2 separate regions of the Homo sapiens genome follow, and region 1 is linked to region 2. A link is a contact called in ENCODE Hi-C or POLR2A ChIA-PET data. All regions are on one chromosome and are shown on one strand. The core of a region is the stretch at or near the end of the contact, and the rest is flanking DNA. Distances in the headings are between cores, read along the strand shown.

The links. Hi-C counts contacts between places; a loop is a spot of excess contacts on that map. ChIA-PET counts read pairs that join two places held with the same protein, here RNA polymerase II (POLR2A). Pooled maps may share reads with other maps.
Region 1: a loop to region 2 is called in a pooled map, with 2.2 times the contacts of the local background. The contact joins the promoter of ADCY6 here to the promoter of LINC02354 in region 2. A Hi-C loop is called at or near these places in 4 of 50 pooled maps. POLR2A ChIA-PET finds 5 or more read pairs at or near these places in 2 of 52 experiments (HCT116 and PC-9).

What each region holds. Positions count from the first base shown.
Region 1 is chr12:48,787,051-48,791,407 of GRCh38, forward strand. It overlaps ADCY6 (adenylate cyclase 6), which reads right to left and starts at 2,039. Exons shown (of 22, transcript NM_015270.5): 1 at 1,856-2,039. ADCY6-DT (ADCY6 divergent transcript) reads left to right here and starts at 2,097. Exons shown (of 3, transcript NR_110019.1): 1 at 2,097-2,177; 2 at 2,935-3,069; 3 at 3,263-3,485. RefSeq lists an enhancer at 442-986.
Region 2 is chr12:47,827,150-47,831,748 of GRCh38, forward strand. It overlaps LINC02354 (long intergenic non-protein coding RNA 2354), which reads left to right and starts at 2,008. Exons shown (of 3, transcript XR_007063292.1): 1 at 2,008-2,381. RefSeq lists an enhancer at 967-1,146.

The DNA of each region.
Region 1 (4,357 bases), core at 789-3,288, 960 kb after region 2:
ATGAGCAAGAACACACGTCTTTCTAGCCAGTCAGATGCCTGGTTCTATCAGTCCCTGTGTCCTTGGCTGTCAGTCCCCAGAGCTGCTGGAGACAGAGCCCAGAGTGAGCAGGTTTCCCACCACCATCCACCACCCACAACATTTTGCTTCAGCCTCCTCCATTCACCAGTCCCCTTCCCTGTTCTTATCTCCCCCAACACACCACCCCCACCAGCACTGGCCCGGACCTGTTCCCAAAGGACTAGTTTCTGGCCATGTTCCAAGCCCCCTGGAAACACATCCTAGCATCTGGCTCATACTCACAGAGAAAGGGGCAAATGCTATCCAGGAGAATGCATGACCCTCCCAGGAACACTCTGACCCCCCCCAAGGGGATAGCTTCAGAGCTATGTAATTGTCCAACCAACTGCAACCATCCCACCCTGGGCTCCACTCCAGGCACTGCCCATCCCGCAGAACTTGCCGGCCTCCCAACATTTCTGGCACCCCATGCCAGACTGGTATGGCAGGAAACAGGGTAGAGCACTGTTCCAAGCCACAAAATTTCTCTATATGGTCCCCCAACCCACTTTGTCCAGCAACCCATCACTATGAGCCCTGGGAGCACAGACCACCTCCCTCCTCCCCAGAGTCAGGCTCCTAAGCCTTGTGCCTCTACCTTCTCCTCCCCTGAGTGTTGGTCCATTTGCACTCTCACAGATCTGCTGTTCTTCATACCACCGGCTCCCACAGCCACAGCCATGTCCCATTCAGCCTGGCAGGCCCAGGCTCAGTGCCTCCCAGACCTCAAGTCCCTCCCAAACCCTGATCAGGCTGAGACCAGAGTTTGGAACCAGCCAAGGCCAAGGCCCAGCCCTAAGGATGGCTCTGCCCACTGCCTTGCCAAGCCTTCCTGGCCACCTCCTGTCTATCCCATCCCCAGGGCCCATCTGCCCCTGCCCTCCTTGGCAAAAGGAGGCTCCAGGGGATTAAAAACGACTTCAGAAAGTTCATGGTAAGAGGCACTGCCCAGGCGGGGCCCAGCAGTGCCAGCACCACCCACCATACTCGGACATGGGCCTCAATTCTTCAATTCTGGGCCTTTCCAGATGTAGAGGAGCCTACCCAGGGCCTGTATCTGTCGGTCCAGTGCCCGCTGCCGCCTTCTCCCATCCCCAGTCCTCACTCTCCCTAAAGATTACAGAGGGCTCCCACATCACCCTTTACTATGCAACCCCCACCAGGTCCCTCCAGCTCACAGGGGTAATCTGGTAAGGAGAGGATATGGGCAAAGAGGCTCCCACGCCTGATTCCACCTCTAGCCTTTCAGTCGAGCCCCAGAGTCTGCTTTGAATAAAGTCAGCTCCCCTGCCCACCCTGCGGCAGGCCTTGGGGGATGTGGGGAGCCGACCCCACCCCTTTCATTCCCAAGGTTTTGGGTGAGGGGAAGGAGAGGGACTCCCGCAGACAGAGGGCATCCCTCCCTCTGCCCAGGCCGGTTCCTCTCCCCTAAATGGAATCTCCCCCAAACTCGGAGACACCCCACAGCCCCGCAGCAAAAAACTCAGGCCAGCCCCTCCCCCAGTACGTGCCAGATCCTCCTGGCCTCCGGGCCAGCCTGGAACTCGCCCCGTGGAGGGAGGCAGGCGGCGGGCGACGGGGGTGGCGAGCGCCGGACCTAGGAGTCCTCGATCCCACTGCCTCCATGACTTCCCTTTGCCAACCCCAACTCCCTCGGGCAACACTGCCGAGACGACCCGTCCAAGGCTTCGGCGCCCCCACCCACAAACTCTTGTCGAGAGCCGCTCGGGTGCGTTCCAATCCTGGCGCACCGGGAGCCCGAGCGGCCACTTCCCCTAGCCCTCAGCGCGCTCACCTGCCGGCCCGGCTCCGCGCCTGCCCTGGGCCCCCGCCCCGCCGCCCCCGCGGGCTCCGGCCGGCCGGCCGGCCGTCCCGCGGTCCTCCGAGCCCGCGCGTCCTGGCCGTCCCGCCCGCCGTCCGCCGTCCGCCGTCCGCCCGGCCCTCGCCCCCTCCCGAGCTGTCCAGCGCAGCCGCCCTCTACCCCGGATCCAGAAGTCCCCTCCCCGCTGGCTCCCGGACTCCCCGCCTTAAAGGCACAAGCTCCTTTTGTCTGGGCATCCCCCTCCCCCTCCCCAGAAGTGGGGGCCGAGTTGCCCACTCCCCTTCCTAGCAGCGGGGTAGGGGCGGAGGAGGCCAAATAATGGGACCCCTCCCTCCGCGCGCCCCCTCCTCTCCTCCGGCCGCTTCCTCCCCCAGTCCTGGGAAGACAAGCAGCTACTGTTCTGGGATCAAGACCCCGCGGGGAGGGGACCTCGCAGCCCGGTCCCCTTCCCTTCACCCCGGCCGCCTCCTCCGGCATTCCTCTCCCGCCCTCACCCCGGGGGTCCCCGAGCGCGCCCGCAAACCCACCCCTCACGGCTACATCCCCCGCCCCGCCCACCGAGGGTCGCCTTCCTTCCTGTCAGGGTCCCAGGGGTTGGGCCGGCGCCCCGCGCCCACTCTTCATCCCCAATTCCTCCCTGCCCCTGCCCCAGCCCCAGCCCCCACCTAGCCATTCCCGCCCTGCCTGTCACGGCCCTGCGCCCTCCCGCGGGAACTCAGTTTAATAATTAATTAAGCTCTCATTCCACAAGGCGCCAGGTGTGTGCGGCCTGCTTGCCCGCACACCACTTCTTTCCTCTTCCCCCCAGTCTCTGGGGCAGCGGCCCCGAGGCGAACCTCGGGGCCCAGTGGAGGGACCCAGGGAAGGGGCACTCTCCCTGCCGCCCCCACAACCCCCCGCCCTACTCTCTGGGAGCCCCTCCCCCGCACCTGCCAACTTGCAGCCTCACCCCCAGGCATCTTTTACCCAAAGGGCTGTGCTTCTCTGCTGGGGGTTGGAGGGGCTACTGGGGTGCATTGCTAAGTGCACGAACTGAGAAACTGGGTCTTTAGTTATTTCCAGCACGGAGCAGCTGCCCAAGTTACCTGGGAGATGGGAAAATCGTGTGAAAGCTGGTTAACCCTTTGAGGATTAGAGTAATGGTGGAAGCAGAAAGGAGAAGGAGTTTCACTCCAGGATGTACGTAGGTGAGTGTGACTTTAGAGGGGGTGCCATTCTGGAGCTGGGAAGAAGGCAGCCTGCCTGGCTTCCTTTTGAGGCCCCCTCTCCATTCCCTCAGTCAGACCTCTAGCTCCTCCTTCCAATTCAGCCCTTCCCCAAGCAGCCTATTCCCCACCCAAGATCCCAAGACCTAGGTATCTGAAGATGCTTCCTCCTCAGGACCAGCCCTCCCTGCAGTCCTGTCCTTCAAGACTCAAGTCTTGTCCACTCCAAATCACCACTGGGATTCCTAAGTCCAGGACAGAGCTTCAGGCAAGGAAAAGAAGAGTTGGGAAAGCCAGTTTCCAACATTTATCAGCCACGTGTACCTGCAAACTATATACCTTGGGTAAATCATCAATCTCTTGAAATGGGAATAAAACCATCTGCCTTGTCTTTCTTACAGGGTTTTCAGAATCAGATAGAGAAATGTTTGTTATAATGTTTGAAAATGGGAAAGTGGTACTTTCTCATTTCTCAGTTGTGCAGGCCTGGCCTGCAATTTGATCTTTGGGGCCTCTTTGCCTGACTTCTCACTTCAAAATTTCCTTAAAAATTGTTTTTGCTGGCCGGGCGCGGTGGCTCACGCCTGTAATCCCAGCACTTTGGGAGGCCGAGGCGGGTGGATCACAAGGTCAAGAAATCGAGACCATTCTGGCCAACATGGTGAAACCCCGTCTCTATTAAAAATTAGCTGGGCGTGGTGGCGGGCACCTGTAGTCCCAGCTACTCGAGAGGCTGAGGCAGGAGAATCGCTTGAACCCGGGAGGCGGAGGTTGCAGTGAGCCGAGATCACGCCATTGCACTCCAGCCTGGGAGACAGAGCGAGACGCCGTCTCAAAAAAAAAAAATTGTTTTTGCTATCAAAATTTCCTCTTCAAAATACCTGAATCAGGTTATCTACCACTTACGCTTAGAATAATGTGCTCATGAGCCACATGGGGAAAATGCAAAAAACAATTGAGATAAATATGCGTTAAAAAATGAAATTTTAGGCCGGGTGCGGTGGCTCATGCCTGTAATCCCAGCACTTTGGGAGGCTGAGGCGGGCGGATCACAAGGTCAGGAGATCAAGATCATCCTGGCTAACACAGTGAAACCCCATCTCTACTAAAAACACACAAAAAATTAGCTGGGCGTAGTGGGGGGCGCCTGTAGTCCCAGCTACTCGGGAGGCTGAGGCAGGAGAATGGCGTGAACCCGGGAAGCGGAGCTTGCAGTGAGCGGAGATTGCGCCACTGCAGTCCGCAGTCCGGCCTGGGCGACAGAGCGAGA
Region 2 (4,599 bases), core at 758-3,257:
CCACAGTGAGGAATTCATCACCTCCTGGGGAGCAGGATACAATCTAAGAACAGAACCTGGAGTGGAGAAAACGGTTGGATGAGGGACTCGAATAACATATGCTGCAAAGGAGAGGGAGGATTCAGAGTCACCAGAGTTCCAAGCTGGGAGACACCTAATGGATCCTGGGATCAATGTGGGTTGGGGCAATAGTTCTGCCCTCACCTGCTCTCCTTTGTGCTTGGGGTCTGAGGAAACCCAGAACAGTGATTCTAGAAATCTCTGCCTCAACAGATCCCTCACTCCAGCTTGGTCTAAATGGCTAGGGGTGGGAAGGCAGAGGAGGCAGAGACAATGTGCAGACATCTCCCTTGGGCAGGCCCTGAGTCCTGGGCTCCAGGGTTCCCTGCACTGAGCATTTTTTTTTTTTTTTAGACAGAGTTTGGCTCTTGTTGCCCAAGCTGGAGTGCAATGATGCAATCTCGGCTCACTGCAACTACTGCCTTCCGGGTTCAAGCGATTCTCCTGCCTCAGCCTCCCGAGTAGCTGGGATTACAGGCACACACCACCACACCTGGCTAATTTTTTTGTATTTTTAGTAGAAACAGGGTTTCACCATGTTAGCCAGGCTGGTCTTGAAGTCCTGACCTCAGGTGATCCACCTGTCTCGGCCTCCCAAAGTGCTGGGATTACAGGTGTGAGCCACCATGCCTGGCCCCCTGCACTGAGCTTTTAAGAGATCATTTAGGCCTGCGTGGTGGCTCACACCTGTAAACCCAGCATTTTGGGAGGCTGAAGTGGGCAGATTACCTGAGGTCAGGAGTTCAAGACCAGCCCGGCCAACATGGCAAAACCCCGTCTCTACTAAAAACACAAAAATTAGCCAGGCGTGGTGGCAGGCACCTGTAATCTCAGCTACTCCGGAGGCTGAGGCAGGAGAATTGCTTGAATCCAGAAGGCAGAGTTTGCAGTGAGCTGAGATCGTGCTACTGCATTCCAGCCCGGGTGACAGAGTGAGACTCCACCTCAAAACGAAAGAAAGAAAAAAAGAGATCATTTAAAAGTACCCAGAAGAATGGACAGAGTGAGGAGGTGTTGTACTGTGGTTAAGAGCAAGGATTTGGTGTCGAGCTGCTTGGGCTGGAGCTTGTTGCTTCCCCACTGCTTGACCTTACGTATATTATTTAACCTTGAGGAGTCTTGGTTTCCCATCTGCAGATTAGGGTATGAAGTGCCTGCTATATTAGGGTTTTGCGAGGACCGATGAGATTGGGACATGAAGTACTTAACTACAGTGCCTGGCACACATTGGGCTGTTAGGGACAGAGCTCCAATGCTCACATCAGTAATAGAAGAGAGACAGTGTCCTGTCTCTTCTGTCTCCCTAAGCCTGTTTTCCTCTATAATTTGAGGTCTCAAAGTGAGCACTGAGCTGATTTATGCAAATGAATCCAGTAGGGCCTATCGCCCAAGCTGACCTTTCTAGGGTATACAGGGTAGCTTGGCCAGGCTACAGAAATGGGAAAATAGGTGCAACCTTCCTGATCCTCCTGAAATCCTCAAGTGTTGTCTTGAAGTTGAGGGGAACCAGGACCAGGCTGCGGGGAGTACCACAGGGACTGCAGAAAGGGCCTGGCCTCCCCTCCCGAAACACTGCACATCTGGAGTGATCTGCCCATCTGGCTGTATCCCTGGGGCAATGGCCACAGCTGCTATTTGAGGGAGGAGACATCCAGCTCCTTAGCCAGGGCCTGGGGCCGGGGGGTGGGGGGGTGGTGGGTAGTGGGGGCTATAAATAAGAGGACCAGGGGGGCAAGGTTGACCTTTTGGGGCGGGGGGCAGGAGCTGGTGACTTCCCCCTCTTTGCTTGAGTCCAGAGCCAGAGTTTTAGCAAAACAGGAAGAGGCAGCAGCAGCTTCTGGGAAAGTGGGAGTGGCTCCCCTTCCCCCACTTGCCTGGGGCCTTCGGATCCCAGCCAGGACCTGGGAGAGGTGGAGTCATCTAGGCAAGGAGAGGGAGGGGCAGACCCACGCAGACTGGGCCCCAGCTTCAGTGCCCTCAAATGGCGCAGCCGGGGCACAGGAAAAGGAGAATGAGACAGAGAAGGGCAGCCCAATGGAGTATATCTGCCACCCCTCGTCCCCTCCTGTTCCCTTCTATAGGCATTAGAAATGGAGCTCAAAATGTGCCTGTGACCCAGGTAGTGTACATGGAAGTTCGAGGTCAAGTTGAGCACACCTCCATCTCTCATCCCCTCCCAGCCTGTGGTGAGCTAAGCCTAAGACAGAGTGCGTGGGAGGGAGGGCTCTAGACAGGAGGAAGGACACCTCTGGGCTTCTGGAAAGAGATCCAGGACCTGGCCCAGGTGGAGTGATAGAAAAATCTTCCAATGAACTATCAAGGTGAGGGGATCCAAAGGTCTGGGTGGTCCTGGGTGAGTGTTTTTCCAGAATAATGGGGCATCTACAGGGACAAGCTCAGGAGAGCTAAGCCTCAGTCCAGAGACCCTCATGAAGTCAAAGACTGAAGGAATTATCCAGGAAATGTTGCCTGGCTTTGCTTCGCCTGAGTGAGGCTGGCCACTGAGAATCTGTCCTTCAGTGTCTGTCTGGAGACATCTGGTTGGAGCTCTGGCTGGCCCACACCTGTAGTAGGGCCTGCACCTGTGTCTGTCATGTACTGCCCTTGTCTCCCGAGCCTGGAGCCCCACACTTCACCTGCTGGGAGGGTCTAGATAAGCGCTGTCCAATAGAAACGGAATGTGAGCCACATATGTAACTTATTTTCTATTAGCCACATCAAAAAAAGGAAAAATAAACAGGTGAAATTCATTTTAGTAGTATATTTATGTAACCTAATATAGTAAATCTAAAACATTATTTTGGTATGCAATCAAAATAAAAAATTACTAATGAAATCTTTTACATTTTTTTTCCATACTAAGTGTTTGAAAGCCAGTGTATATTTTATACTAACAGCACATTTCAATTCTGACTGGCCACATTTCAAGTGCTTAGTAGCCACATGTGGCCACTGGCTACTGTATGGACAGCACAAGTTTAGACTTATAGCTTTACCTCTTCTTCATCCCTTCCAGTCTCTTATTGGGGAAGAGGCTCAAGAGGTGAAGGAAAAAGCTGGTGAGGCCAGTGTTAAGGGTTAATTTGCTCTAGGAGGGTGACCACTCCCTTTGGGTTTCAAGCATCTATCTCTAGACCTGGATCCGTTTTAGTGTCCAGGCAGGCAAGGAAATTGAGGCATAGAGCAGCATCTTCCCTGACAACTGGCCTTCTCCTGCCCTTCCCAGTGCTCCTTCTCTGAGCAGAAGGTTGATAGAATCCGATTACCTCTTCAGGCGCATTAGCCTCCACCTTCCTCTTTCCTCTTCCAAAAGCGACTCCAAACCCAAAGGTATTTGAGTAGCTGAGTTAAGGAATATGGGAGGAGAAGCAAATTTGGAGGAAAATGCAGAATGGAGCTTTGCACAGGTGGAGTTTGAGGTGTTGGTGGGATGAGCAAGGGGGGTTGTTGAGTGGACAGTTGGTATCTGGAGCTCAGGGAAGAATTTGGAGGTCATCAGTGAGAGAGGAAATTGTAGGAATGAATGACACCACAAGAGCAGGGGAGAAGAGAGGAGAGAAGGGGAGGGCAGGGAAGATGGCTAAATACAGAAACCTGAGAAAACAAAGACTTCAGATGGGCGAGGAGTGGAAGCTGGAGCAGGCCGGGAGCAGTCACAGATTTCAATGAAGCAAGAGGAAGTGCATCGGAATCCCAAGTGGGAGAGAATATCAAGAAGGAGAGACTCGCACACGGTTGCAGTTGACAATGCTTTAAAATCATTTTTTTGTTGTTGTTTGTTTTTGTTTGAGATGAAGTCTTGCTCTGTGGCCCAGGCTGGAGTGCAATGGCATGATCAGGGCTCACTGCAACCTCCGACTCCCAGGTTCAAGTGATTCTCCTGCCTCAGCCTCCCGAGTAGCTGGGACTACAGGCACCCGCCACCAAGCCCGGCTAATTTCTATATTTTTAGTAGAGACAGGGTTTCACCATGTTGGCCAGGCTGGTCTGACCTCAGGCAATCTGCCTGCCTCGGCCTCCCAAAGTGCTGGGATTACAGGTATGAGCCACCGCACCCGGCCCTAAAATCATTCTTATAAAGAGAGCTCACACAAACTGTTAAGAAGCACTAGAACAGTGGAGACTAAAGTTCAAAGCCCAGAAACAGACTCTCCTGGTACAGAGGAAACACAACTCACAAGCAGAGGTAGGGGTATGTTCAACCTGATCGTCCTCAAAGTAATGCCAATTAAAATGAGACAAAGGTAGGTGCCTTTTTGAAACATTAGCGAGAGCTCGGTGAAGTGTGTGTGCTGTCGGTAATGGCGTAACCTCTTTTGAAATCAGTTTGGCAATATATAGTAAGAGCTATAATGTGCTGTTACCCTTTGGCTCAATAACCCCACCCAGTGTATCCTAAACTAGATTTCTATAGTCAAAATTGGGGGAGGAGGAGCGGAGTATGTGCCTAATGATGTCCCCCATCACACTGCCTATAATATAGAAAATTAGAGACAATTTGAACACTTATGATTGGAAAATTGTGGAGGTAAATTATGA